Regions from separate parts of the Homo sapiens genome. Here regions 1 and 3 are each linked to region 2. Evidence: chromatin loops called from intact Hi-C (ENCODE). Cell type or tissue: mammary epithelial cell. All regions are shown on one strand. Each heading gives the region's core, and the rest is flanking DNA. Links, peaks and the distances in the headings are about the cores only. Region 1 holds the start of CAPZA2 (capping actin protein of muscle Z-line subunit alpha 2). Region 2 holds the start of MET (MET proto-oncogene, receptor tyrosine kinase). Region 3 holds the start of LOC124901730 (a long non-coding RNA gene).

Region 1 (10,341 bases), core at 3,634-8,633, 190 kb after region 2:
ATGAGTTAAAATATAGATATGTTAGGCTGAAAATATGATGCCTTCTCATAAAAGGAAATTACTTTCCCAAGAGGCAGATGTTCCTTTCTTCAATATCTCTCAAAACCCAAACATAATAGAATACACTCAGTGTATTCTAATATGTTCTACTATTCATTAATCTCTTACTTTGTCTTACTATGATAAATATTGTGAAATTAAGAAACCGTTTTCTAAAATAAGCCACTCATCTAAGAAGTGATTGAAAGCCGTTACATGTACACTTATCTTTAGAATTAGATTTTCTCTGGAAGTATTAAGAATTTGATTAAAAATAAATATTACTAGTTTAACATTGTAATGTGCCTCCAACTCATACTTCAGTCATCAGATAGTCACTGTAGCAAATTAAGAAATACCTAATACAAGTATAATTTTAAAGTTTCCATTTCTTCCTTCTATTCCTTGTTTCAATATGTTTCACTTCTAATTTCATATATATAAATGAAACATTTCTCATTTGTGCCATTTATTTTGCACTTATAAATTGCTTTGTAGGGTTATCTTTTTACACATTGATTTCTAGCCTTTCACAACCAGAATGTAAGCTACTTTAGGACATGGATCATGTCCTATAGTTTAAGACTTTCTCTCCTGTCTGGGCCCAGTAGATCATTGTAATCCCAGCAATTTGGGAGGCCAAGGTGGGAGGATCACTTGAGGCTGGAAGTTCAAGGCCAGCTTGGGCCACATAGTGAGGCCTCATCTCTACAAAAATTTAAAAAATTAGCTGGACATGATGGTACCTTCCTGTAGTACTAGCTACTAAGGAGACTGAGGTGAGAGGATCACTTGAGCCTAGGAACCCAGAAGTTTGAGGTTGCAGTGAGCTATGATTATGCCACTACACTACAGTCTGGGTGACAGAGCAAGGCCCTGTCTCTAGAAACCACAATCACAACAACAAAAACAACTTCCTCCACTCCACCTCTCTGCTTTGCACCTTGTCAAGCTCAATTCAGGTGAGTTCCTGGCTTTGCTCTCTTTATTCCTCTCCCCGTTTAAAGTCACCTGAAAAATTAGCCATACTCTGTTCCCAGGGTTAACCTAACTAAAGCAAGAGTAGATTACCACCCTTCAAAATCAGCATTTTGGAGCTTATCCTCAAAGACAGGCCAGCCCTGATGACCTGGCACCAAGGTTAACAACTGGCCTCCCACCTCCAGTCTGGAGCCCAACGTGGCCTCACGTGTATGACATGCCTTCTGTTCCATTGCTGTTCCCATATTGCTAATCTGGGAATTTTTCATGATGTTTTAGTCATTCCCAGGAAAGAGAGAAAAGGCAAACAAAGTTGAGACTTGCTTTCTCCCCCAGGAAGATCTGGAATGTAAATTACACCTCAGAGTTTTCCTGACCTGAAGCAAGGGAGCTGGGTCTTTTTACTCCATCATCTGGCAGTCATTGGTTAAGAGCTGCGCCAGGGGACCTAAAATCCCAGCTCTGTGCTTACTGGCAAAGCAGCCCCAGACGCACAAGAGCAGTCCTCCGAAGAATAAATACAGGTACTGTGAAGCAGAGGGAAAAAAGCACTGAAGCACAGAAATAGTGAAAGTGATCCCAGCAGATCTGGTCAAAGCACTTACGGTGTCTGCTGCAGCTCTATCCATCAGAAGAAGACCACAAAAACCTGGGCCCCCACAACACAGCCTGGGACAACTGCTGGGGATGGCCAGAGCCTACCTGCAATAGAAGCAGCTAATCCCACAAGGAGAAGATGAGGTGATATGAGCACAGAGCCCTGTGTCCCAGGAGAGGAGCATCAGGACAGATTTTAGAGCTGTAACAACGGGAGAGGTCTGATGAAAGAAAGCTCAGAGATGATAAAGGCCAATGTCAAAGGACAGAAAAGGACAGCAGTGTGAGCAATTTTGAATGCAAATGAATCACTGTGGCATCCCCAAACAGCCAAAAGGAAGGCATTTGTGTGGGTGCTCCTGCAATTCCTTGGGCTTGACCTGAGTTAGAGAAATATAATTGTATTGGAGGTTGGTGTGGCTTGGGGAAAGATAAACCACAAACTTCATTTTCTGCTACACTGCTATCTGCTATTACTGAGTCCAAATAAAAGTTAAAAGTACTGTCAGACATTAAAGGTAAAAAAAGTAAAGATACTGGATCTGTCTTTTCACTCCCTACCAGCAAATCTATGCATTGTGTTGCTTCATCTTTCCAGGTCAAGAGTCTGACTTATCTTTTCATTTATGCCCCACAATTTACACTGCCATATAGGGAGATTTTTAAAAAGACAGTAATTAGTCTAAAGATCTCTATCCATGTTGTTTACAAAAATATGCAAAAAAATTCCTTTCTTTCTTTCTTTCTTTCTTTCTTTCTTTCTTTCTTTCTTTCTTTCTTTCCTTCTTTCTTCCTTCCTTTCTCTCTCTCTCTTTCTTTCTTTCTTTTTTTGAGACAGAGTTTTGCCCTCGTTGCCCAGGCTGGAGTGCAATGGCACGATCTCGGCTCATAGCAACCTCTGCCTCCCGGGTTCAGGCAATTCTCCTGCCTCAGCCTCCTGAGTAGCTGGGATTACGGGCATGTGCCACCACACCCAGATGATTTTGTACTTTTAATAGAGGCGGGTTTTCTCCATGTTGGTCAGGCTGGTCTCGAACTCCCGACCTCAGGTGATCCGACCGCCTCAGTATCCCAAAGTGCTGGGATTACAAGCGTGAGCTACCATGCCCAGCCTCATAAATATTTTTAAAGTTAGGTACCACATTAGGCAGATAAAAAGGAGTGTTCCTGTGTTGAAAAAGAAGCAACATACGTGGAAATGATAAACATGAGATTCAGGTTGGTGGTTACCTGAAGGAAGAAGAAAAGGGAATGGGAACTGGAAGAATTAAACCATGCTTTTTTGTATGCCTGAAATGTTGTGTAACAATAATTCAAATAAGTAAATGAAAATAGAGGCCAGGCATGGGGGTTCCTGCCTGTAATCCCAGCACTTTGGGAGGCTGAGGCAGGAAAGATCACTTGAGTTCAGGAATTCAAGACTAGCCTAGGCAACATAGCAAAACCCCCTGTCTACGAAAAATTTTAAAAACTTGCCAGGTGTGGTGTTGCACGCCTGTAGTCCCAACTAGTCAGGTGGCTGAGGTGGGAGGATCACTTGAGCCCAGGAGATGGAGGCTACAGTGAGCTATGATCACGCTGCTGCACTCCAGCTTGGGTGACAGAGCAAGTCTTGTCTCCAAAAAAAAAAAAAAAAAAAAGCAGAAGAAAATACAAGCTTTAGTATTTCCTTGCTTCACCCTAAAGGATCATTTTGAATACTCCCTGTCCCCTGTACTTTGTTTGGGACATGGTATGAAGATACTAAAGGCTTGAACTTATAGTGACAGGAGAATTAAAGAGTAAGAAATCAACTAGGGAGATATTTAAGTGGTGACTGAATATGGAGTAGTAAAGACTTGGAGATATTGGTATGATTTTGAGGTTTTTGGGAAAAAATTGTTCACTTTCCCATTCTGGAGTCCCCAGTCCACATTTTAGAACAATCTCTAAATCCCGTATGTGTTGCTAAATCAACTTTTCAGCTCTCATTTAGGGATGCGAAATAAAAGTGTCGTTTAATCAATATGCATTCCAACAAAGCTTTTTTAAGCATTTATTTGCCAGACATTGTATGTGCCAGACATGTCCTTAAAGACCAAATTGGTATTATAATATGATGATAATAGCTAATATTTATTGAGACTTTTACTAAGGCCTGCACTGTGTGCTAAGCACTTTGCCTGCATTGTCTTGTTAAATCCTCACAGCAGCCCTACAAAGGTGGTACTATTGTTATCCCTAATGTATAGATGAAGAAATGCAAGCCTGCAGAGTAAGTTCCTTAAGGTTAACTAGAGCTAGAACGAAGATCAGAATCCAGGATTTAGTGATGATAAAATCTGTATACCTCATCACTGGTATATACAACAAAAATCAATGGAAAAGTTTCTATGGTAATCTAGAAGAAATTATTAGCTTAGCTAGAGGATTCAATGAGAGTTTCAAAGAAAACCGATAACAGAATTTTAAAGGATAGGTAGCAAACAACATTCCAGAAAGCTTTGACAGAAGCCTGAGAGCATATGATATATATGCAGCTTTGTGTGTTTCAATGACATATGCATTCAGGGGCAGTGGCAGAGGTGGGTCTGGTGAGGTTGGTAGGAAGGAAATTAGGAAGGATAGCACGTTCGGGACGGAGGAGGGGTTGAAAAAGAAGTGTTGGCTGGGCGTGGTGGCTCACGCCTGTAATCCCAGCACTTTGGGAGGCTGAGGCTGGTGAATCATGAGGTCAGGAGATCGAGACCATCCTGGCCAACATGGTGAAACCCCGTCTCTACTAAAAATACAAAAATTAGCCGGGTGTGGTGGCACACACCTATAATCCCAGCTACTCAGGAGGCTGAGGCAGAAGAATCACTTGAACCTGGGAGGCAGAGATTGTAGTGAGCAGAGATGGCAGCCCGGCACTCCAGCCTGGCAAGAGAGCAAGGCAAGACTCCATCTCAAAAACAAAAAAAAAGAAAAAAAGAAAAAGAAAAAGAAGAAGAAGGTCTTCAATAATTCCTGAGTAACTCTAGAATGATCTACGTCAGGCTTCTCCAGGGGCACTACTTGTGTGTACCTTTTCAAAACTAGCTGAGGAAATGGACCGCAGGTATACACTCAACTATAAATAACTTAAGCAATTATTTGTTTAGAAAGATAATTACTTTTAAAATATATGAGTTTTTACACTTTTCCACAGCCATAAAGGACTTTACTTGAGACCAGTTGTGTTAATTGACCATGACATTAACAAACAACCAAATGTTAGTTGTCTAACACTGATAGTTTTTCTCAGAAGCGAGGTAAGTCAAATTTTAAGCTGCAGATGTTAGTTTTCTGGTGCAGAGATGGTACTATAGAAGTCTATATCTGGTACAATCACTTAATGATCACACAGTAATACTATTATTCATCTTATTTTACATTATTTGGTATGGATATGTACATAAAAGAACATGAGTCTGACCATCAGGATACTTGGATCCTAAAATAATATTAGCTAGATGTGCAATTTTTATTATGTCATTTATTTATCTAAGGCTCAACTCATCTGTAAAGAGAGAGGTTTGTAGTAGATGCACCCTAAGATTGTTTTTCTGTGAAATTGGGTAACCACTGGTCTTGACAAGTTTAAAACGTAGTTGAATAATTCGAGTATATCCATAGGAAAATCGATGTAAAAGTATACAAGTAACTTAAAAACAAACACTATAAAAGGAAGAAAAATTCTGGTGATGTTAATTGGAAAGACCAAGATCAGACCATGAATAAGCAGAAGAAAGGTAAGTTTGGCCAGGCGTGGTGGCTCACACCTGTAATCCCAGCACTTTGGGAGGCCAAGGTGGGTGGACCACAAGGTCAGGAGTTCGAGACCAGCCTGGCCAACATGGTGAAACTCCATCTCTACTAAAAATACAAAAATTAGCTGGGCATGATGGCAGGTGCCTGTAGTCCCAGCTACTCGGGAGGCTGAGGCAGGAGAATAGCTTGAACCTGGGAGGCAGAGGTTGCAGTGAGCCGAGATCATGACACAGAACTCCAGCCTGGGCAACAGAGCGAGACTGTGTCTCAAAAAAAAAAACAAAAACAAAAAACAGCCAAAAACAAAAAGAAGAGAAGTAAGTTTGGAAATTAATTAAGAAAAGGGTAGAAATTCTTAGTAGGTAAAATCATGTATAGGATAAATATTTTGTTTATTTTCTCCTCCTCATAAAACAACTGATTATCCAAGACTACCAGTACATTTTTCCTTGCAGTCATATAACAATAATTTCATATTTTACCTATTTGTGTGACAGCTTAAAATCTTTCTAGAATACATAGGCTACGCAAATTTTAGAATTCCTTTTAATTGTACCAAGAGGGTGGTATTGGAAGATTACTGAAAAGATTATCAGAAATTATACATAATTGTGGGTTGTGTCACTATGGGAAACCACATGTATTGTATCACTAAGGTTACAATTATAAACACACTCTGACTCAAATTATTGCAAAACATTACCATATTTGGGTGAGGTTTCTAGAGGAAGAGAGCAGCCAATTAATCAAGCAATAATATTTGCTGAGTATCCACTGTATACAAAATACTAATATAGGTGTTGCTGAGTAAACAGGAAAAAAGACAGGAAAAAAAACAAAACCAGAAGTACTGCTGATGCAGCACAGGGTGGTGAATTGAATTTACAGGATGGGATAGTAATTGCCTTCATTAAGTTTTATTTGGTGGACAGTGCCCAGACTTAAGAGGAAGAAAGAAAAATCTTGCAGTGGAAAGAACATGAAATATAAAATAAGATGCCTAGGTTCCAATCCCAGCTCGGTCACTTAGGAGCTATGCAATCTTTTTCTTTCTTTCTTTCTTTCTTTCTTTCTTTCTTTCTTTCTTTCTTTCTTTTTTTTTTTTTTTTTAGATGGAGTTTTGCTCTTGTTGCCCAGGCAACCTCCGCCTCCTGGGTTCAAGTGATTCTCTTGCCTCAGCCTCCCAAGTAGCTGGGATTACAGGTGTGAGCCACCACGCCCAGCTAATTTTTGTATTTTTAGTAGAGACAGGGTTTCCTCATGTTGGCCAGGCTGGTCTCAAACTCCTGACCTCAGGTGATCTGCCCACCTCTGCCTCCCAAAGTGCTGGGATCTATGCAATCTTAAATCATTTAGCCTCATTTTTTTCTTCTGTAAAATGGGTATAATGGTACTGATAAGAACCTCACTTGAGGTTGCAGTGAGAAATCAATGAAGCAATGATTTGTAATCTATAAGAGTAAACATGTTAATTTTCATCCAGTGTTACCCTTGGTTAAACTATGTGGTTTATTCTCTTTATCTTCTTCACAACGTTTATCCTCGAAAGGACACCTGCTTTTTTCTGCATGTGTCAGCATGCTTCTCCTTCCTCTTCTCTCCCCAAATGAACCATCAGTTTTTCAATATCATAGCTTCTGTTTGCCGTCCATTCACAAAAAACAATGATTTGCACATTATGAACACCCAATAAATTACTTAATAATAAGGTCTTGCCTCTGAACATTTATTTGATACTCTCACATTTCATTTATGTGCAGCTGTCAGATTCATCTTGCTGCACATATTTCTGATCATGTCATGTCACTGTTCAAAAGTTCTCAACAGTTCCTCACGGAATCTGAACGCCTATCTTAAACCCTAAGGCCTTACCACTCAAAATGTGGTCTCCAGATCAGGAGCACTGGCATCAGCTGGGAGCCTGTTATTCTACAGGCTGTATTCTGGAGAATACAGATTCTCCAGTCTCATGCCACATCTATTGAATTAACAACTTCGTTTTCACAAGATTCCCAATTGATTCATATCTACGCAGCTTTGATTACATGTTTAATCTCTCATAAACTTCAAGCTTCAAAAGCAGGGTTGCTAGATTTAGCAAATAAAAGTAAAGGATGTCCAGTAAAATTTGAAAACAATGAGTAATTTTTTGGTTTAAGTATGTCTCCACTGCTTCATGGGACATACTTTTTAAAAGATTGCTTATCTGCAATTCACATTTGATTAAGTGTCCTATATTTAATATGGCAAACCTATTCAGGAGGGTAGGATCCATGTCTAACATAGCTTTGTATTCCCCTGGAATAGTACAGTGCCTTCCCCAACTGTTTTTGTTTTTTTTTGTTTTGCTTTTTGAGACAGAGTCTTGCTCTGTCACCCAGGCTGGAGTACAGTGGCGCGACCTCGGCTGACTGCAACCTCCGTCTCCCGGGTTGCAGGGACAGGGACAACCTCCGCCTCTCGGGTTGCAATGACTTCTGCAACTCTCCTGCCTCAGCCTCCCGAGTAGCTGGTATTACAGGTATGCGCCACCACGCCCCGGATAATTTTTGTATTTTTAGTAGAGACGGGGTTTCTTCATGTTGGCCAATCTGGTCACGAACTCCTGACCTCAGATGATCTGCCCACGGAGGCCTCCCAAATTGCTGGGATTACAGGCCTGAGCTACCGCGCCCGGCCCCAACTGTTCAATATATGTTTGTTTAATGAGTAGAAAATGAGCTTCTTGAGTATGGAAGTTTCTCTTTTTATTTCAACAGTTTTGGAATACAGGTGGATTTTTGGTAACATGGATAAGTCCTTTAGCGGTAACTTCTGAGATTTTAGTGCACCCATCACCTGAGCAGTGTACCCTGTACCCAATACGTAGTAATTTATCCCCTCCCCAGTCCCCAAAGTCCATTTTATCATTCTTATGCCTTTGAACCCACATAGCTTAGCTCCCACTTATAAGTGAGAACATAAAATATTTGGTTTCCCATTCCTGAGTTACTTCACTTAGAATAATGGCCTCCAGCTCCTTCCAAGTTGCTGCAAAAGGCATTATTTCGTTCCTTTTTATGGCTGAGTAGTATTCCATGGTGTATATACCCACATTTGCTCTATCCACTCATTGGTTGATGGACACTTAGGTTGGTTCCATCTCTTTGCAATTGCGAATTGTGCTGCTATGAACATGTATGTCTAGCTTGCTTTTTTCCCCCTCAACACTGTATCCCCAGAGACTAACACAGTGCCCCGCACCCCGTTAAAGAACCAAAAAATATTTGTTGGATGAATAAAGGAGTATATCAAGAGCAATCTTTCAATTATGGAGAGGGTCGTGATGTGTATTTTAATGAAAGCCAACTATCTTCTCTAATATTTGAAAAAACAATGTTTAAAAGGCTTCTATTTGTACACCTTTTCACATTTTAGCTGGCAGAGTTCAGGACTTGATGGAAACATAACGAAGGGCTCAGAATGTACTCATCGCAGACTGAGCCCATATGGTCACAGTGGGGAGAGCACGCTGCACTCAAGATGCTAGCAAGCCTGCAGCAGGCGGCCCAGCGAGACACGGTCCCCCGCCCGGCCACCAGGCGCCCGCGCACGCGCACAGCCGCGCTCAGTCCGCGAGGGCCGGGTCGAGGGAGGCGGGGCTCCCGGGGTGCGCGTGCGCGGCGGCCTGAGCGGCGGGCCCCTCCCTTAGCGGGGGCGCGCGGCGCTGAGGACCGCACGGAAACGGGGAAGTCAGGTGGCCGCTGCCGCCGCCGCCGCCGCGGTTTGTCGCCAGAAGGAAGATGGCGGATCTGGAGGAGCAGTTGTCTGATGAAGAGAAGGTAAGAGTCGCGGGGGCGACGGCGCGGGCTGTCAGGAGCCGGCTCAGCCCGGGCGGGTGGGCCCGGAGTCTGGTCGCGGGGGAAGGGCATTGGCCCGCAGCTGGCCTTGCCCTCGGCTGCCCTTCCTCCCCCATCCTTACTGCGCCCAGTGCCTGCCCCTGTCCGTCACCCGAGGCCCCGCGCGGGGGCAGGTCTCTGCCAGGCCTGCTCGCTCCGCTCCTTGTAGGGTGTGTACTCCGAAAATAGGAAGCGGGAGCCGGGCGACGGCGGGCGGGGGCGCGGGCGCGGGGGAGGGCGGCGGCTGCCCAGGACCCTCTCCTGCTGTCGGGCCGCGGGGCCTCCGCCGGGGCCGGGGACCGGGGACCAGGGACGCAAAGGGGTTTGCGTCCGTGCGTGGGAGCGGCCCAAGGGCAGTGCCCAGCGCGGCGGCCTGGCCTGTGAGTGTAGCGGCGGGTGAGGGGAAGGGAAAAATCGCTTAGGAAGCAGACCTTCACTTCTCCCTTCTACTTCCCCCTCCTCAAAGCAAAATGCTTCCTTTTCTGATCCTCTACGGTTTATCCTTTTTTTTCCCTTTCCCCATGGAGGCATCTCTCCCTCCTTCTCTCTTTCCTTTCGTGGCTCTAGCAGTAAGCTTGCAGCTCCCATGTTCCCCAGGAGGCAGCGGAGTTGCTCACAAAAAGACGACCCCCTCCCCATAGTTGTTTTCTGCCCACGTTGGCAGCAGCCCCCCCCCGGGGGTCGATTTGGTGGCACCTCACTTTCCTGCTAGGACTTCTTCCGAAGAGGGGAAAATGTGCAACTCCTTTTACTGTATATTAGATGCTGTGACAGCAATGGAACCAGATGAACGACTTAAGTTCTCAGATATTTAAAACGAGTAATGGAATAATTCATTGAACTGCTGCTCTCTTAATTCGCCCCTTTCGTTTGGCTTTTGGGAACGTCCCATTCCCGAGGGTGGTGGGGTAGGGGAGAACCCTGCTAATTTTGACTGTTTCTCGGAAAGGACCCTTAGAAGTAACTGACAGAACATAGGAATGAGTTAGTTGCAGGGTTGGAAATGTCCACTCTTCGTTAAAGAGTGCTTCATTTTTAAATTTCAAAGCCAGTGCAGGAAAATACAGGTACATTT
Region 2 (10,341 bases), core at 1,789-6,788:
GGCACAGTGGCTCACACCTGTAATCCCAGCACTTTGGGAGGTTGAGGTGGGTGGATCACTTCAGATCAGGAGTTCAAGACCACCCTGGCCAACATGGTGAAACCCCGTCTCTAATAAAAATACAAAAACTAGCATGGTGGCGGGAGCCCGTAATCCTAGCTACTCAGGAGGCTGAGGCAGGAGAATCACCTGAACCTGGGAGGCAGAGGTTGCAGTGAGCTGAGATCACACCTTCGCACTCCAGTCTGGGCCACAAAGCAAGACTCCATCTCAATTAAAATAAATAAATAAATAATTATAATGGAAGTGCAGTCATTCTGGAAAGACACAGACTTAAGACAGCTGTGTGACTTTGGATAGGTTACATGATCTCTCTGAGCCTCATTTCCCTCAATGTAAACCGAGAAGGGTGATACCTATTCTGGAGTTCTTTTAATGAGGATGTAAGCAGAGCTCCAGACTCATGATGAATACATGGTACACATTTAATAAGTGACAGCTAAATACATTATACCTTTGCCTGATTTTAGGAGAGAGGTCATAAGCTGGATGTGAAAATGAACCAAATCACTAACAAAATTGCAGCACCCTGTTGGAGACGGTAATTTTTTCTTAATTTTTCTGCCTACAATTTCCTAGGTCTTCTAATTAACATTGTGATACTTTAGCTTGTAGCCTAGCAGTCTTGTTCTTGTCCTCAATATTAAGTATGCTCAGTCATATTTTTAGATAACTTAACATTGCATATTTATTTTTAGACAGCCCAGCCACACATAAATGACCAATACAAATCAACATAAAAGCAGTTCATATCCAAAGTGCCCAGTTTTAACCCTCTGTAGCTGGCAGTTCCATTTTTAACGCGAAGTTTCCTAAAATGTATAATCTATAAAACTAATTTTATAGAAAATTGACACTGAAGATATTAAGAAAAATCAAAGCATTTTGTGGTCAATTAAATTGGGGAGATGGTAGGGTAAGCAAAGTTAAGAAGGGTTTTTTTGGTTTTTGGTTCGGTTTTGCTGTTTTGTTTTATCACATGAATTTTCAAAACCTTCAACATTCGAACATACATGACATAGCTCTAAAAAGGTAATAGGAGTCCTACATTTCCAAATTTTATCTGTGCTCAGAAATGACATTAGGTGACATTACCTGAATTCTTCTATTGTCTTTTTGTAGAGACATTTGCCATAGGCACAATAATAGGGGTGATGGGGCAGGAGGAAGGGAAAAACAGAGTGAAAGAAGGAGTTCCAGAGTAACTACTCTTTAAGGCAGGGATCACAGATCCTAATGCCTACAGGAGAAAGTGAAATCAAGATCAGAGGTGGGCCAGACACAACCCAAGAGAAGATGGTAGGTCAATGGCAAACAGCAGATCATATGGTCTTTCTACCTCAATTCACACTTTTAAAAACATTCTGTGCACCTGTATATGTCTGTGGGCCCTATTCACCATACATTGCAAGCATGAAGCCCCTATTCTTAGGAGACTGCTTTCATTTTTATTTCAAAAACAGCACCAACTTCAAGAGTGCCTTCAAAGACCCAAATTTTAATGTGTTAAAGGGAGGGAAAAAAAGATAGAGCATATTAGAGCAGGAGGTGGCTGTTCCTCTGTCTCTTTGTCACAGCTATCACTAGACCCATCTCAAAGTTAAGAGATGGGATCCTGTTTGTAGTTCAACATTATGTTATCCACAGGTGGATGGATAAGACCTGCTTATGCCTTTGGATCATTTATATTTTACCAGACACTGTTCCATGTGCTCTACTTGTAGCTCCTCATTTTATCCTCACAATAACCCTATCATGATCCCCATTTCACAGATGAGACACGAGAGAGTTTAATCCACTGGCCTGTAGCTACACAGCTAGCAAGAGACATAGCTGGGATTGAAATCCAGGTTGTTTGGTTCTAAAACTCTTAACTATTATGCTCAACTCAGTCTTGGAGATGTTGTTCCCAATTTGAGGGGTCTATCAGTTTTAATTGCTTTCAGCTGCAGGTGACAGAAGTCCCAGCTACCAGTGTCTAGAACAAGTTTTGTTTTTGTTTTTTTTCCACAAAACAAGAAATCTGGAAGCAGGTGTCTACTGGCAGTAGGGCTGTACCTCAGCAATGTCAGCACCAACTTCTGCATGCTGGTCACAAGATGGTTAGTTCTTCACTGGGCATCATATATGAAATCAAGAAGCAAGAAAGGAAAAGGGGTGGCACCAGCCTTAAACCCTTTCCCACAAGGCCCCATCAGACTTCAACTTATACCTCATTACCAGAATGACATCACATGGCCATGTCTAGCTGCAAAGGAGTCTGGGAAAGCAAATATTTCTCTTTTCAAGCCCCAAGAGTGGAGGCAGGAACAGGAAAATCTCGTTGGGAACAGATGCTGGCTTAGCCAGCCAACAGTGTGGACCACAAGAGATTTGGTTTGGTTAAGAAAATACCAACAGAACTTCATCATACAGTGTATCACCCATGACATGAACCCAAGGAAAGTTAAATAGCAACAATTAAAAGTTTGCTGCAAAACCAAAATTGAATTATAGAACTCCTATTACCTTTTAAAATATCTGTTTCCATTCATTTCCAAAAATCTGAAATTATCTGTAAACATTTTCCCAATCAAATCTGTCTAGGTAGTGTGTAAAAATTACTTGACCTTCACACACCCAGATACTTTTAGTTATGCTATTGTTAGTTATGTTATTTCATAAAATGTTATCTCCTTATTTACAGTTGATAAATGAAATGATGATTTTCAATACAGTTTCAAAACTGGATTGAAATTTTGTTAGTTATTAGAAACTAGAAAGTTTCAGTGCTGAAAATACACAACGGGTTGTTTGTATTTATCATCTATTTTATTTTCCAGTTTGCATTGGCTTTTCTGGGTCTTTCTACAACTTTAATTGTAAATTTTTTCTTTTATATTTTTATCATGGCACTCAAACTCAGAAAACCTGTTAAGGCAACTACATAATGTGATCTAAAAATCCAGTTAACATATTGCTATGGAAACCAGGAAATAGAAACAGCACTCTAATCATTCCTTTAGACAACTATGGCTCTGTGTGTGTGTGTGTGTGTGTGTGTGTGTGTGTGTAAAACTTTTTAAATTCATTAATTTATTCATCTTTTATTGAAAGCTGTTACTGAACCCAAAATCTGTAATTGATCTGTCCATAAATAGGCCCAGTGCCTTATTACCAGTAAATTAGTGTTTTTTAATGAGCTATAGTCATTGATAAATTATGCCATGCCGTATCAGGAAATCTCCAGTCAGGCCGCGTTGTTTATTTAGCCTGCTGAGGCCTCTTGGTATGGTGTGAAGGACACCTGACTGGGCTGAAAGCTAAGTTCTAACTTTGCCCCTCTTACTAACCAGCTATGTGACTCTCCTGGGAACTTTTAGGGACTCAGTTTCTTTACCTGCAAAATGGTTCAATGCAAGACTTTAGTAACGTAATGGGAACTTTCCTTTTCCATAAAACTGGGGAATCAAGAGGTAATCTCTTTTGAGGACTGAAATCACTCTTATGTAACCTCTGGTTACATTATCATTTCCAAGTGCCTGGCACTTGGGAAATGATAACTATTCTTACTACATTTTTCTATGTTTCATTCTGTAGTAAATAAGAACTGAACCTGCATAGTAACTGTTATTTTAACCCATGACTTTCAATAACGAAGATATCTATGTCTCATTATCTATTGCCATGATTGAACAAGTTGGTATGAGAGCCGGAACGAACTCAAGTTCTAACCGGCAATGCCCGTTCCTTAGATCCTATTACCTTTGAGTGTTCATTTACTCTTGTAGGTGCCAATTTTTATAGCGAAATACAAAGTTATCCCAACACAATTACTCCTAATAGAGTTCACCGAGGCCCCAAAAGCTCTTTTTTAAAAATCATCATAAGATTTCAACATTCAAGAATTAAACTTTTGTTCTGTTGTGCTTATTCATCGCTATTTGCCCAGTTATTTAATCAGCCTGCTTCCGGCTATGGAAAAAAAAAAAAAGAAAAAAAGAAATGGAAGTCTCCTCAGGGTTAAACTCCTCTGTTGTTCTTCCTTGCAGAAATTTGAGTTATTATAGTAGAGGATAATCGTTGCATAATGAAATCATTGGGACAATTCGTCCATCCACTTCTACCTCCGCCTCTAACAATGAACTCCTTGTTTCTGCGGTGCCCAAATCTCTCTAAACCCGGGTGGGCGCGGGGCGGTTAGCGGAGACGTGGGAGAGGCCGAGAGCAAAGCTCGCGCCCTTCCCGGGGTCAGCGAGCGGGGTGCCAGGAGGGTGCGCGCCCTGCATCTGAGCCCGGGGTGACACTCGCCTCCCAAGCGCCAGGAGGGGGAGACTCGGTCCCGCTTATCTCCGGCTGTGCTAACTTCAGACTGCCTGAGCTGGGGGAGGAGAGCGCGCAGCCAGGGCGAGAAAACTTCTCCACCTAGAAAGTTTCACCTTGTCGTGGGCGGGGCAGAGGCGGGAGGAAACGCGACCCCCGCGGGGCCAGGCGCGGCGCGGACGGCAGGAAGGGCGGGGGCCGATTTCCCTCTGGGTGGTGCCAGTCCCCACCTCAGCGGTCCTCGGAACCCGCGGACTAGGGGACGGACAGCACGCGAGGCAGACAGACACGTGCTGGGGCGGGCAGGCGAGCGCCTCAGTCTGGTCGCCTGGCGGTGCCTCCGGCCCCAACGCGCCCGGGCCGCCGCGGGCCGCGCGCGCCGATGCCCGGCTGAGTCACTGGCAGGGCAGCGCGCGTGTGGGAAGGGGCGGAGGGAGTGCGGCCGGCGGGCGGGCGGGGCGCTGGGCTCAGCCCGGCCGCAGGTGACCCGGAGGCCCTCGCCGCCCGCGGCGCCCCGAGCGCTTTGTGAGCAGATGCGGAGCCGAGTGGAGGGCGCGAGCCAGATGCGGGGCGACAGCTGACTTGCTGAGAGGAGGCGGGGAGGCGCGGAGCGCGCGTGTGGTCCTTGCGCCGCTGACTTCTCCACTGGTTCCTGGGCACCGAAAGGTAAAATTGCAGCCCCTTTCAGATCCAGTACCCAATCCCTCGCCTCAGGGGTTCTGCTTTCTTTGTTCCCCTAAGAGACCTGACTGCTGTTCCAGGGGGCAAAACCACGTAGGTGGGCTAGAGTTTAGGGGCTTCGGAAACTGAAGAGACGTGGCCACGGCGAGGACGAAACTAGAATGGGGCTTGTCTTTTTAGGGGGTTGCTTCTGATGGCCACCTGTATGACTTAGGAGGGAGAGGGGCGCTGGGACAGTGGGTGATGTGTGACTGTTACGGCCCAGCAAGTTTTAAAGCTGGGATCTGACTCAGCCCTTACAAAAGGGATCCGGTCATCCTCGTCCCACCGTGATGCAGCTGGCAAGGTTTGAGCCGAGCTGTTTCCTTGTTCCCAGCCTTGCTTTATCTGTGTTATGTTGGGGTCCTTCCAAGGGGCAGGTGTTTCTGTGAAAGTCTGAATTCATTTCTGGCAATCACGCGGGGCTTGTGATCCATCAATTTTCCATCGTACCTTATCTCTTTCTGGGGCTTGTGGTGGACATCTATCTTATTAGGTGAAATAGATTATAACCAGAGGCTGAGCGATGTGGCCAGTCGTAGTGCTGACCCGATAATTAAAGCACCAGTGAAAGTACTTTCCCTGACTATTGTCAATGCAGAATTTACTCCGAAGTACGGTTTCCCATTCATATCTTTCATGTTTTAAAAGAGCCATTTGCTAATTTGGCAGTTGGAGAGGGCTCCAATGGCTCACGCATGAATAGTTGCCCAGTGTATTTTACCTTATCACAGTTTTATGTTCAAAGGAGCCCTCGGGCAGAATGAAATATTGTCAACTCTCTTAGGCAAAATAATCAAGATACTTTAATTGCTATGTTAAGATGGTCCATGAATGTGAGAGGATTGTAAGAACTGACGTTGGAGGCAATATAGACTATCTGGACCCTCTCTTGAATTTTAAGAAGACTGTTCACATTCTGTAGCTTTGGGTGGGGGTTTATTCTGTCGCTTTCATCAGCCAGACACATGCACATTGCCATGCAAATGGATTCAGAAAAACATTATATTCCCTTACAGCTAAACTATTATAGCTGACTAATGAATTTTTTCTGCATGAAGATGATCTGAAAATGATGTACATCATGTTTCTCTGTGCTACAGGGACATAAATTGCATTTTTATGTAAACAGTGTAAGTGGTGCTTGGATTATTTACAGGTACATAGCTTTCCTTCCTTGATCTAAGCTAATTGAGCTTTGTTTTGAACGTGTAAACTTCCATAATGGAACATAAGTGAGGTACTTTGGTTCCTATCATTTGCAAGTCTGTGGTGTATTCAATGTTCATTCTTTTTGAACTGCTGAATAACAGAGGGAAAATTTACATCATTCATAAGAAATTTTGGTAGTACAAAAATGTGTCTGATAGCCTATAAAATGTACTGCTGTTTTAAAAATTCTATTCCGTTTTCAAACTTAATGGTGTATAAGCTATAGTTATTAACTTAAATATATTTTGCTTTTAACATGATGGAATTTGTGGCATATAGAAGACAGTCTGCCGACTACTGCTTTTTCAAAATTGCTTTGTTCTTGATACATGGCAGTAGGGGTTTACATTAGATGTATACTACATGCTTTCAAAATTAGTTGATGGAGTTTATCTTCATGATAAAAAATGTACCAGATTAATCATAGCCAGTCAATACGAAAGCTCATAACTAATATTTTCACTACTTTTAAACCTATAATAGAGAAAAATGACCCTTTGCTAAGCAGGAGAAATACCCATATTTTATAAATTCCTTTTAAGACTATGTAAGTATATGCCTTGCATTAATCTTGAAATCTTTAAAAAAAAATTGTCTTAATGAGGGCTAGACTAAGAAATACATTTCAAAAATCAATTTCCTTAGCTGTTTTTAAAATAGTGTTTGAAGTAGCATTAGTCATATTATCCTTCTGCAGATCTACATAATAGTCTCAAATTAACTTTTTCTCAAATGTGGTCATCTCAAAACAACGTGAATAACTCAGAGGAGCTAACATCCTCTAACTGGCTTATTTTCTCCAAGTGGCTGCACCAAAGACATGGCAACACCCCCATGGTGAGCACAGTTCCTCACACATTCAGATTACCTCCCATTTCTCTGTCCTCTTCCTCCTCAACCCTTTCCCTTGGTTTGGTCAGAGCTGCTTTCAAGGCCTTCCGTGCCCCCATTTCTCCAGCCCAGTTTGCTCGTTTCTTCTTTAGGCATTAGGCTTAGTGATTCTCGCCAGAGCCATCTACGCTTTCTTTTCCGTGGTCTAAATCCCTAAGATTTCCTTGGTCTGCTGTGTTTATTCATAGGATACTCAATTTCCTCATTGTGCCCTCTTAAGGGGAGAAAATGTATGTAGAAACTCAAGTGTCCGGAAGTGAGCCTTCTTTTCCTGGCTGGTGTATGCTGAAACTAGTGTTTTTGACACCAAGCCCTTAGGGCAGAGTTTCTTCATGGGTTTTGCTCAGTGCAAAATAAATAGTCACTTCTCAGTAATAAATGATAGATACACTGACTAATGTTAGTTCAGAATCACTTTGATGATGTGTTCTCAACTGACACTGAGTTGCTGCTAGATCCACATTTGCCTGACCAAAAATAGCTAGGACCTATAGGTAGAGTATCATATGTGCTAGGTACTACAGCATTTTCTTTAAAAGAAAGAAATGGAATCTGCCCTTGAGAAGTTTATGATCTAGATACACAGACAAATATCACATATTAAATGAACACAAATTCATAATTATTAAGAGGACATCACATGAGAAACGCTTTCAAAATCATCCTATTTGCTATGAAATAATAGAATTTTTTTTTAAAAATCAAAGTTTGGAACTTAAAAACCTTAACATTTTCAAGCTGTTTCTGCATACATCACCTTTCTGATACCAAAACGACCTTACAAGATAGGCAAGTCTGATAACATCTTAACATTCTTATGTTATAGACAAGGAAACTGAGCTTGAGACTAGCTCCATGCTATTTCAATAGCACCATACCACCTTTCCTCAGCCATCAACTATTGGAAACATTTTCCATGGAGGCATCATTAGGGATGCTTAAGATAGTGGTAAATGATGAATATAACATATCTAGTCCCTGGAGTTTTTGTCACCTTCTCTTTCTCCAGTTCTCTCTCTCTTTTTTTTTTTTAATTTCTTTTCTTTTCTTTTTTTCTTTTCTTTGTAGTGAGACATACCGAGAAAAGGTTTCATTCATATGTGTGGGGCATTCTGCTCCTGTTATCAGATTAAGAGCCGTGAATAATTTTGTAATCTATCCTTCTATCAGAAAGCCCATTCTCAGATATCTTTTCAGCTGTGTTAAACAGGTTAGTATATTCCGCTTGGGATTTGTTTCAATAAAAACATCCAGTAAAATCTGACTACTTTGCTTTTCATGGGACAAAATGAAAAAAGTGCTTTTATAAGCTGTAAAACTTAATTGAGAGAAAAAATCACGTGTGGCATTTGTAGCAGGAGGTATGAGCTCAGTGAAATAAAAAAGTTAACTTTGTAATCACATACCCAGGTACACATATTTCTCTCTGTGATTGCATAAATGTGTGCAAGTATGTTTATGTAGGTTACTCCCATTGATTTTAATTTCTATAATAAATTATGTAGCTATAGGGCCCACAGGCGATTATATAATGGGCAATAGAATTTGAAAATGTATCTCTCCTAATATAATTAAGGATAGCAATTATGAAATGTGCTTAGAGAATCACAAGTTATCGTGAAAGCCAGGTTCCTGTACTCCAAGAATGTGAATGAGGATTTAGTCATTCATTCAGGACAATTTTTTGACAACCTACGAGGCATAGTTCTAAAATCTGGCATTTCCACAGAGTATAAAACAGATGAAAACCTCTAACCTCATGACACTCTGTTCTATTGAGTTGGCAAACAATAAAGAAATACATAACTGAAATGTGTTGTATGTCAGGTGATGATAATAGCTTCAAGGTAGAATAAAATGGAAAAGAGAATAGTGACTGTCAAGGATAAGAGAGAGTGGGATGGTGATTGAAAAACTCAATAGTGAGGTCAGGGAAGGCTTGTCTTCAAAGGTGGGCTTTGGGCTAGAATCTGAAGGAGATAAGGAAGTGAGCCAGGCGCATATGAGGAGCACTTCTCAGGAGTGCTATTCTCATCTTGTTTTTCCTGAAATTGTGCAGTTCACAGCTTGCACAACTGTCCATAGACTCCCTGATTTTGGAGGGAGATACCTGAATAGTGCCCCTGTTTTTGTAGGGAAATACCTGGACAGTGCCTGCCATCATTAGCTACCATGTTAAAGATGAAGATACAGGAGTGGCCCACATCTCTTGGTTTATGAGACATGGAAGAAGAAGACCCAGAGTGTTGTTTTGTTTTTTTTTTTGTTTTTTTGTTTTGTTTTGTTTTGTTTTGTTTTGCATCCGCCTGGTCCCATCCCATACTCCATCCTCTATCAGAGATATTGCTCCATTCAGACAATTTTCCTTCTTATTTTCCACACTGTGAGCCTGTCACAGTGGGATTTGTTGAGAAGGATACCCATGGCTTTTTTCACTGATCCCTTCCATAGTATAAATCTAAAGACAGCAAGAGGCAGTTGCTGATGGTGTGCAGCTTCTGTCTGCTATGCACTTCTTTCTTTCCCCCTCGCTCTCCTTCCTTTTCCTTTCCAGTATTAAGTCACTGCATTGGATTTTCTTCCTCTTTTCTTCCTTTTCCCTTATTCCCCTATTTATATCCTGTATCAAGATTTGCAAACAGGTAACTTAAATGAGGAAAACTAACCATTTCACTAGGGATTGACAAACTGCTTAGGAAAAGCAGAGGGGCAGTCACTGCTTGGCGTGATTAGAGCTGTTGTGAGGCTCAGTGTATGGCATGGGCCCATGTGGTAGTATCTTTCAGATTTTCAAGAGAAGCTAGGACTCTCCCAATTTTAAAATGTTGACTCAGTGTCTTTAAAACACCATACAGCTTACAGTGGCAGAAAGTCTGCAAGCCAGATTGGGCTCCTGATGGTCCCAATTGCAGCAGCATGCATGGCCCGAGAGCCCCAGGACTGCTTCTACAAAATATTTTATTTTCTAAAATTCTCAGAAAATTAACTAAACAAATTTTTTAAAACCAATATTTTATGTCAGTTCCTATTGGCACGTGGTTATTTTTCTAAACTCATCAGCCCACATACTTTACATCAAACTATGTACGTTTCTAAACTAAAGGGTAATCTAGTTATTTCATTCTTAAACTGAAGTAGTAGTTTTCTGAAACCTGA
Region 3 (10,341 bases), core at 3,592-8,591, 410 kb before region 2:
GTGATGGTAATGTAGATAAAGGGTAAAAAGTTGACCATAGATGGTAAAGTGTATAATCCAGGAGTATCCAAATAGACATTTACTTCTTTATATGCAGCAAAACACATATGTGTTAATGGTCCCCTGAGCTATCAAGTAAAAGGGACTCCTGGCTAAGGAATGAAATTACATATGGTTTATATAGTTATATATAGTTATAAGAGTGTGGTACTGTGAAGATAAGGTAACAAGTTTTTATGTCAATGCCAATTTTCAGCGTTCACCCATTGCCCCAGATACAGTTATTCATTCTCTATCAACTGTGCCTCACCAATATATTTCACATTCTTATAATTACAACCATTCTACTTTAGACCTTTTTTTTTGTTGTTATTTTGACTATTGCAGTGGCCTCAAATTTCGTTCCTCCACTTTCATTCATCTTGCTCAAAAGCTACCCACCATAATGATGGAAAATTATCTTCCTAAAATGCAAATTATTAAACTTTTGATAGATCTGGCCCCTTCTTGCCTCTCCTGTCCCTTCTACTAGTTATCCAACGCAAATCATACATTTCCACACGTTCACCATCATTTTCTAGTTTACACACTGTTGTCTTTTGCTTACTCCTAATAGTTTTTCTAATACACCGTACTTTTCCCTGTTTTACCTGACTGTACCTACACATTTATTCCTTTAGATTCAGTTTAGGTTTAACTTTTTTTCGGAACACCTTTCCTGATTCACTATGCCCAAACTCCACCATTTCCTCCAGACTCTCCATGTTCCCAATGGTGTGTGTGTGGGTGGGTGTGTGGGGGTGTGTGTGTGTGTGAATATCATTCATCTGTCTCCTTCACTAGACTGTAAGCAGCTGGAGGGTAGAGCTTGCCTTATATCTTGCTTTCTATATCTTCAGTGTCAGCACTTAGAAAATGTTTGAGTGACTGACTCGTGTTCTTAATATTTCTCGCTTTGGGGTTACCATGGTCATTCCTTTACCTAGGGAACAAGACGTCAAATCACCATGTAACCTGATACATTATTTAGCTAAAAACTGCTTCAATGAATATTGTTGCAACAGTTTTTCTACAGACTAAAGGTATTATAATGTATACCTTTTTTTTTGCTGCTGTCTGACCTTTAGTCTCAAGGACTAGAATGTAACTCCATCAGGGCAGGGATTTTTTTATCTGCCTTTTCTATTCTGTTCCCAACACTAGGACAACATAGGTGCTCAATAAAAATTTATTGAAACAGATGAAACTGCTTTTTTTTCTTTTTTTAGCTGTTACAAGCTTCTCTGTATTACATTGTTTCTAATCAATGGCAGGGTATAACCACAGATATGATTTGTTTAAATAAAAGAATTTTCAAATTATTTAGTTTTATAGCATAGCATCATTTTGGCCAGGCATGGTGGCTCACGCCTGTAATCCCAGCACTTTGGGAGGCCAAGGTGGGCGAATCATGAGGTCAGGAGTTCGAGACCAGCCTGGCCAACATGGTGAAACCCCGTCTCTATTAAAAATACAAAAAAATTAGCTGGGCGTGGTGGCAGGTGCCTGTAATTCCAGCTACTTGGGAGGCTGAGGCAGGAGAATTGCTTGAACCTGGGAGGTGGAGGTTGCAATGAGCCGAGATCCTGCCACTGCACCCCAAGCCCAGGTGATTGATAGTGCGACACTCCGTCTCAAAAAAAATATATATATATGTGTGTGTGTGTGTGTGTGTGTGTGTGTGTGTGTGTGTAGCATCATTTCTTTTATGTTTACTTTCTCAGTGGGATATACCATTGGCCTTTGCCTAATATTAAAATGAGCATACATATCCATTGCCAGAACAGATTCCAGCTAACAGCAAAGAGAGCTACCCACACAGCATGCTACATTATATAAAATTTGGAGAAGGTTATCTAGTTCAGGGCATTGATCTGCTTAGATCTTTTCATCTTAAAGAGAGAAAATACAAATTATTTTTAGACCTGAAATCAAGTGCTCAACTCCAAACAACATTTCTGAGAAAAAAAAAAAAAAGTACCTGGAAGGAAAAAACATGGCAGATGCACCTACTTTGTCTCTGTGTAGTCACTAGAACTCCATAGTTACCCCCAGAATTCACATCCGTCAGATTCATAGGACACTCCTGCAGAGAGCTCATTACAACAGGTGTCATTAGCTCTTTTACATCCTGTGTACAAATAAGAAGAGGGATTGAAGGAAATAAGAATTCTTTGAAATATTAAAGGTTTAGGAACATGGGAAGATCAAATGGCAGGCAGGAAGTGGTGAAGCACATCATCTCCCTGAAGGGTTCTGCAGTCCCCAGGCCCTTGGCGCAGCCTGGGCCAATTTTAGATTTTTGAGGAATTAGGGAACAGTAGATTCGACCTGTGATTACATGTCAGATTTTGAATGAATGGTAATCAAATTATTAGTAAAATGAAATTTTATGAAACCCCAGACTTTAATTCTCTATACCATTTATGTGTACTAATTATCTTTTTGCTTAATTTTCTTAATTTCATGTGTAATTGAACATTAGTTATCTCTTTTTTGTAAATTGCAACTGAAAATGTGTGTTTTGGGTAATTTTAAAAAATCACAGGTCTGAGAAAAAGAAGATAGATCATGGTCTGAAAGCAAGGGAATAAAACACACGGTGTATTTTACAAGAACACATTCAAAATACATAAACAAGAAATATTGAAAGACTGTTCTTATCACAAGGAAATCATAAATGTTTAAGGAGAGGGATATCCTAATTACCCTGATTTGATCACTACACTATGTATACATGTATTGAAACATCACATAGTACACCCATAAATATGTACAATTATGTGTTGATCATAAATTTTAAAATGGAAAGATTAATATGAAATGCAGAAAATAAGACATTCTAAATGCATAATAAAGCTATAAAAATATATACAAAAAGCAGTTGCTTGCATGGTGCAGCTGCACATTAGAAATGTGCTTGTAATTGAAACGTTCATTTTTATAGTATTCAGGAATAGTGTGTTGATCAAAGAATTTTCATTGTATCTCAGGGAAGACTGGGTTGACCTAACTTATAGATTACAGAGCTATAATCTCTGTAATCAGAAGCAATGTAACAAAAATATGCAGGTCTGAAATGGACATATATAACCAGGCCTCACTTCACTGCCTAAACCAATTACCCAGTGAGTAGCAGCCACATTTTGAAGTCTTTTCAAGTAAGGAGGCTCAAGCTGAATGACCTCCACTCACCTGTTCCCACCCCTTATCCCTCAGTAATTCCTGACAATCACATTACGAGACCAAGGGTGCTTAAGATTAGTCACTGTGATACCAGACAGTCTTGCTGGCTTCTTCACTTGTTATGAAATATTTAAAACAAAAACTTTAAGACAGCCATATTCATTCAGAACATGTATAAACTATAAGGCATGGACTATCCAGTGTTTCAGAGGTCCGAACTGGTTTTCTGTTTTCTGCTATAACATAGGTTATTTATTCATTTTCCTCATGTGCATGTTTGAATAAGAAGAAAATTTTGTGGTGTAAATGTATGTATGTTTGTGTATGTATATACATGTTTGTATGTCATGTATATATACATAACACATACTGAATGGTACAGGGATTGTAAGTATTAATGTTCTACAATATTAGATTACACATAAATTATGACTGATCTTATGACAGAATAGAAGCCAATTAACTACAAGTTATATTTTTAGTGCAAATTCATTTTTCTCAAACACTGTCAGTATTTTTAATTGAGTCCTTAATTACTTTGAACATGATTTTAATTTACTACTGTCTAGAAATTAGTGGTGTTAATAATCTCATGTGTCATAGGTAAGACAGGTAAAATTACCACTTCAAAGCTTTAATGAACAAGGAAAAATCATAAACTTCTGTGTAATTACAAATGTGCAATCTAATAAAATACATCAGAACTAAGCACACTGCTTTGGAACTTCCCATCAAGACTTTCTGCCTTGAATGCCATGAAGTTATCTTACATGCATCAAATCACCTGTTTGGCCTTCACTCGTTATTTCTCAGGCTGCTCAGAATATTGACCTCCATTAACAGTTGGCCAAAAAGGTTAGCTAGAAGGCCACCCTCCATTGTGTATTTCTGAGGTTGTCATTATGAGTTTTAATTTATCATCTAAAGAAATATGTCCTAAGATGAAAATGTTACCATTACAGCTTGATCTCTCACCCTCTTCTCTTGTATTATTTCTTAATAGGTGTGTCAAGGATGCCACAATGCCATCGACCCAGAAGTGCAGCGGGTGACCTATAACAATTTCAGCTGGCATGCATCCACAGAGTGCTTTCTGTGCTCTTGCTGCAGCAAATGCCTCATTGGGCAGAAGTTCATGCCAGTAGAAGGGATGGTTTTCTGTTCAGTGGAATGTAAGAAGAGGATGTCTTAGGAGGAGGGCACCCAGAAGTATCGAGCCATAGCTATCCAAAGTGGTCTGCATTTCTACTGTAAAATGCAATTTGAAAAAAATAAAACGCAAAAAAAGAAACTGTAAAGGAAACCAAGAGATTTTGTTTAATTTTTTTGGCCATTTTTTCTTCATCAATTTTTTTTCGGTCTCAACTTTTAAACTTGGTTTAAGCATTTGATTTGTAAAACAGTAAATAATTGTATCTTTCCATAGCTTTTCAAATGTGAAATCATTTTTGGAAGCTTGGATCTCATTAAACTTCATGTCTCTATTCCATTTGTGCCACACACTTAAAAGTTAGTGTACTGAATGGAAAGATGAGCATTCCTAGTTCTACACTTCTTTTTTCCCCCTCATGTGTAAAATGAAAAGAAAACTAAATTTGCCCTAATACCAAGGCGCTACGTTTATTGCCTCGTCTTATTCACTGACCTTTGTAATGATACACAGTGAATTCTTTTTGACAAAGAGAAATGCAGTGTAGTATGCAGAGCTGCTGTTTTAATGCCTATGCATTTACTCTTTCCTGATTTAGGCAGAGGTGGCATTTTCTTTATTGCATTTCTCTATTTTTTTAATGTACCCTACCTTCAGTATTCTCTTTGTAAGTTGGTGACTTGCATCTGTGGCCTTGAATATTTTATTATCACATGTGGCATAACAGTATCCACACTTTTTAGTTCTTTATTTTTTTTTTTTTATTTTGAGCAATTCTCCTGCCTCAGCCTCCCAAATAGCTGGGATTACAGGTGCATGCCACCACACCCAGCTAATTTTTGTATTTTTAGTAGAGACAGGTTTTCACCATGTTAGCCAGGCTGGTCTCAAACTCCTGACCTCAGATGATCCGCCTGCCTTGGCCTCCCAAAGTGCTGGGATTACAGGTGTGGGAGCCACCATGCCTGACCCACACACTTTTTACTTGTATAGATGATTTTTGGCTTGGACATAAAAGCCAAGCCACCCATTTGCTTTTAATCCAAAGAACATGTATAGTTTTTGTACCCAGAGACTATGATTTATATTGATTGCACTTGCCTGCCATGATTTAGATAAGATTTTTTTTGCATGGTTTTTATTCTTTCCTAATGGATCCTGTTTTATAATACTTCCAAGCCTGTCCATGGATATATCAAATGTCTTCACTTGTATATTTTCATGGCTAGGTATTTCTAATGTTTATTCTTCCCTGTGTACTTCTACACATAGCTATGCACTATGAAAATTAAATGGAATGAATGATATGTATATTACTCAAAATAAAGTTTCTTTCACTTTAATAATCATTGTATCTTTTTATTCATATCCTTTTTTGAGTGAAAAATGCTTCTGCAACTAAGCATGTGTTACAGCAGGGGGCGATGTCTCCAAGGATAAAAATTACCCAAACGAAAATAAAAGTCTGCCTCTGACAGGACAGCACAGAATCTAGATGTTTCATTATGGAGAAAAGATAAGGTTTATGAAACTTTCAAATCAGGACTTTTAAGTTTGGTCATGCAAGAGTTTTTTTCTTTTTCAAAGAAAGGGAAAGTAATTTTAATTAAAATTTGGGAGAGCTTATTTTCTATTCAGTTGGATCTAACAAGCCTTTTATACTTGGGTTTCAACTCTGGTTTCTTTATATGTAAAAAATATTAAAAGAAGAATTTTTTCATGGAAACTTATCGTGAGACAGAAAGCAAATGGGGAATAGTGGTAGACTCATGCTTCCTAATGTTAGCAGGCCATAATACTTTCTCCCTCAGTCTACAATTATTTCTGTCATAGTGGGAGTTGCAGTTTTCTCTGATACATACCCAGAATAACTTGACTTTTTTTTTTTTCCAGCTCCTGTTTGGCCAATAGTACTTCTCTTTACATTCCACCTCTCCACTCCCCACCACCACACACACATGCACATGTGCATACCAAGCATACAAATTTACTCCTTCTGCACTATGCCTTCAACCATGCAAAAGTAACTTTTGGAGCTTGGATACGTGTCACCTTATCTAAAGTAATCTAATTCTGCATATAATTTTAGAAGCTAATATCACAAGTATCATTACTGTCTATAAAGATCGCTTTATGGTTGCTCATATCTTTATCTTAAATGGCAACAAATATATTTTCCACAGCATATTGTCCACAAAGTTGTACAACTTAACTTTTCCCAGACATGGCTAAGTGAGAATAAACTGAAACAGAACCCATCTGCTACTAACACGGCCAATCCCTTAGGAAATCTGGATTGCTCTTGAGACATACTAGCCTTCATATTTGTTGCATGGTACCTACATATCTCCCTTTCCTCCTTCCTTTTTTTTTTTTTTTTTTTTTTTGAGGTGGGGGGGGCGGCAAATGAGTTAGGGATTATTCTTTCTTTTCATTGACTAGCTGAAACTTCTATTACTGAAGTCTTCAAGCATAGATTTCCAAATTTGACTTTGAAGTATTTCAGCCCAATTTCACCAAAGGCAAGGGATTCATCACTGATTCATTCTCAAGGAATTTCCAACACATAGCGTTTAAGCTTATACAACTTCACCGTAGTTACCAAAGAGACACCAACACCCAAGATCAGTATTCAGCCTTTGTCTTGAGATGCCTTGGCATATCTGAACTTGTCTTCTGGGTATTCACTTAATTCTTTGGAAAACTTGGGTTTCCGTCAATGTCTCTATAAAAAGGCACTTTGCCACAATTTCTCACTCATCTGCCCCTTCTTGACCTCTGCTGATTTAAATGCTTGCCGACAACTTTGATGACTGTAATGAATGCCCACATGTATGCAAAGGACCCACTGTGCTGGTTTATGTGTATGTGCTTTGACCACACAAAACACATTCTGGCTCGATTAATAGATTAATAGGATCTTTTTTCATATATTTAGTTGATGCTTAAATAGCTTTGGCTAATTATTTTGTTCTTTCACAGAGAACTTGTCATTGTAGCTTTTATTTGATCTGATAATACAACTTGAAGCACTCAAAATAAGATGCCATTAACTTTTTATACTTGTTTTGAATGGCATCTTATGATGACATTTACGAAGGCTGCTATCAATTTTTTTTCAGTGATACTCCTCACCAGGGTATCTTGCCCCTCAGCCAATAATAAAACCAACTTGTATCCTGTTATCTTTACGAGAGTCAGACATTAGTGAATACAGAGACTAATATTACAGTTGATTTCTCCATAAATATTGATGGACTGTGAAGACATCATGGTATATAGTTCCAGGGAGAGCTGGATTTAGGAATCTAGACAAGACACTTTTTGCCACATCCCATTGATTCTCCTCCTCTCCCATTACAGTAGGATGGAGGACAACATTGTTGGATTTGAAGAGTAAGAAATACCGGGCCCAAGTGTTGAATGGATATAATGTATTGAAGTCATCAAGAATAACCACAGGGAAAATGGTGGAGAGAAGAGTAAGCCAGAGCTAAAGTTATAAAAGTATGTGGAGAAGTATTGTGGCATCTGATAGAAGATGGAAACTCAGGGTGGAGATGGGTGGTAAAGTCTAAGGCCATGTGCTACACCTCAAAGAGCTGTGATTGTTAGGAAACAAACAGCCTTTAATGGGAAAAACAGTAGACGGTGAAGAAGACACCTACCCCACAGGGATTGTGCCAGACACTACTTGAAATACTACAGAAGAAATAGGCTTTGGGGATAACTAGGTGTCAGTTGGAGAAGATGATGAGGAGTTTGAGAGTACAAAGGAGTCTGCAGTTCACAGAAGTTGGATGTCAGTGGGTACAGAGATAAGAGTATAGGAGGAGATAGGGCCAGATTCGAAGTACAAAGCAGAATGGGTATCAGGTTTCCAGTAAGGCTGAAAAATCTAGAGGCCAGGGGTAATAAACAGGGTCGAGAGGCAGGCTAAGGTTAGTTCTGGTAGTTTCCTAGGGAAAAGTGGGTTATCAGGGATGCTTTTGGCTGTAAGTAACTAAAAAACTAAGAGTGGTTTTAAGACAAGATAGAGGCTAACCCAAATTTGGCTCAGAACAAGTTTATTTTTATCTCTCTATTCTTCCACCCTCTATATGTTGTTGCCTTCTATTCTCATTTGTCCCTTCATTCAAGCAACACTCCCTCATATGACATCATCCAAAATAATAAAGAAGAGAAATGGCAAAAGCGTATTTTACCTCTAGACAACGAAGAAGATCTTTCCCAGGGGCCCCCAGCTGATTCACCTGCCTTTCCACTTCATTGGCTACAAATATGTCACCTGCTCATCCTCATCAAAGGCAAAGGGAAACAGAGTTGCTATGGTTGACTTATCCAAGCACAATTCATACCATGAGGTCTGGGCACATGCTGCCCAGAACAAAATTATTTTGCTAATGTATGATTGTTTAGATTCAGCATTGTTTAGATAACTAAAAGGTATGTTTGTAAATAAGTATGAATCTAAAGTTTTGGGTTTCTGTTGACTTGTGAGATGAGTCAGGAACATCATTTGGGGAATACCTTTCTTAGGTAACATTTCACTTTTCATGGCCAGCAATGATGTGGAGTCAGGGCAGGAGACACTGACGTCCTTGTGGTTCTGGTTACTGGACTATGCTTCGCTTGCTCCTCCCAGCATCTCATTCTGTCTGATCCATTCTCAAAGCCACAGGTCACTGTTATATGTCTATCAAGCACCACCCCCACCTCTCTCTCAGAAGCGATGATGACTTATTCCTTGATGTTCCTATCACACTGACTTATCTGGCCACTGAAACACTTATCTGAATCTGTCTATGCCTGCTTCTCCATTACTGTAACCAATACTTTGGCTGATAAACTTAGCATTTCTCACAAGGTATACTGTAAGTTCCTATCAGTTCCCTTGTTCTAATTCAGTGGCTCTCAGACTTTAACATGCATCCAATTCACCTGCAGGGCTCGTTAAATGCAGACTACTGGACTCCACTCCCCAGAGTGTCTGATTCAATAGATCTTATACAGGGCCTGATAATTTGCATTCTGAACAAATTCTCAGGCGATGCTTACACTTTAAGAAACATTGTTCTAATCCTGAGAATATTGAGGAAAAAATTAAACTCATTTTCTCCTATTTTCTCCTACTTCACTCTCAGCAACACATTTCTTTTTTTTTTCTTTTTCTTTTTTTTTTTTTTTTTGAGACAGTTTCACTCTTGTTGCCCAGGTTGGAATGCAGTGGCGCAATCTCAGCTCACTGCAACCTCTGCCTCCCAGGTTCAGGCCATTCTCCTGCCTCAGCCTCCTGAGTAGCTGGGATTACAGGTCCCCACCACCATGCTCAGCTAATTTTTTGAATTTCAGTAGAGATGGGGTTTCACCATGTTCGCCAGGCTGGTCTCAAACTCCTGACTTCAGGTGATCCACCCGCCTCGGCCTCCCAAAGTGCAGGGATTACAGATGTCAGCCACTGCGCCTAGCCCAGCCTTCACCAACACATTTCTAACACCAGACATAAGGGGGTGTTTCCCCACACACCAAGCAATCGGAAAATTCTGCAGCAGACACAAGCCAGGTGCCCTCCAGTTTACTTCTGATGCTATCTACCTGGAGGCTGTGTTAGATCCCACAGGTTGAGTGCTCACTTTCACAAGACTGTTCCCCATTTCCAATACCAATCTCAAGCCCCAAGTTGCTTTACCTGTGCTTCTGGTCAACTGGCTATAGAAATCAGGCTTCCCACAACCCCTTATTCAGGTTCTATTAACTTGCTAGAGCCACTCACAACAGAACTCAGGGACACAATTTACTTATATTTCCCAGTTTATTATAAAGAATGTTACCAAGGATACAGATGGAAAGACACATAAGGCAAGGCATGTGAGAAGGGGCACCATGCTGCCATTCGCTCTCTGAGGTACCACCCTCCAGGAACCAGAACGTGTTCAGTTATTTGGAAGCTCCAAGAATCCTGTCAT

Evidence for each region. Hi-C counts contacts between places; a loop is a spot of excess contacts. Peaks named below come from ENCODE experiments on the same cell type or tissue, not always from the same donor. Only the 100,000 strongest peaks of a DNase experiment are listed, where the experiment ranks them.
Region 1: a loop joins it to region 2, with 3 times the contacts of the local background. A loop is called at or near these places in 6 of 110 quality-filtered maps.
Region 3: a loop joins it to region 2, with 5 times the contacts of the local background. A loop is called at or near these places in 10 of 110 quality-filtered maps.

The regions. Positions count from the first base shown.
Region 1 is chr7:116,853,442-116,863,782 of GRCh38, forward strand. It overlaps CAPZA2 (capping actin protein of muscle Z-line subunit alpha 2), which reads left to right and starts at 9,146. Exons shown (of 10, transcript NM_006136.3): 1 at 9,146-9,209. The coding sequence starts at 9,171. RefSeq lists enhancers at 3,450-4,107, 8,764-8,813, 8,765-9,527 and a silencer at 8,894-9,633. In mammary epithelial cell, for the core only: no CTCF peak of the experiment used is centred there; a DNase peak (open chromatin) is centred at 6,070; H3K27ac peaks cover 909 bases.
Region 2 is chr7:116,667,550-116,677,890 of GRCh38, forward strand. MET (MET proto-oncogene, receptor tyrosine kinase) reads left to right here and starts at 4,647. Exons shown (of 21, transcript NM_000245.4): 1 at 4,647-5,028. The region is part of intron 1 of COMETT (cytosolic oncogenic antisense to MET transcript); the gene reads right to left. RefSeq lists silencers at 4,255-4,304, 4,435-4,564, 4,625-4,814. In mammary epithelial cell, for the core only: a CTCF peak has its summit at 4,370; DNase peaks (open chromatin) are centred at 4,662 and 5,322; H3K4me3 peaks cover 2,662 bases; H3K27ac peaks cover 3,754 bases.
Region 3 is chr7:116,253,066-116,263,406 of GRCh38, forward strand. TES (testin LIM domain protein) reads left to right here. Exons shown (of 7, transcript NM_015641.4): 7 at 4,229-5,718. The coding sequence ends at 4,417. LOC124901730 (a long non-coding RNA gene) reads right to left here and starts at 4,239. Exons shown (of 4, transcript XR_007060485.1): 1 at 2,053-4,239. In mammary epithelial cell, for the core only: a CTCF peak has its summit at 5,786 (motif pointing right); a DNase peak (open chromatin) is centred at 7,006; H3K27ac peaks cover 3,120 bases.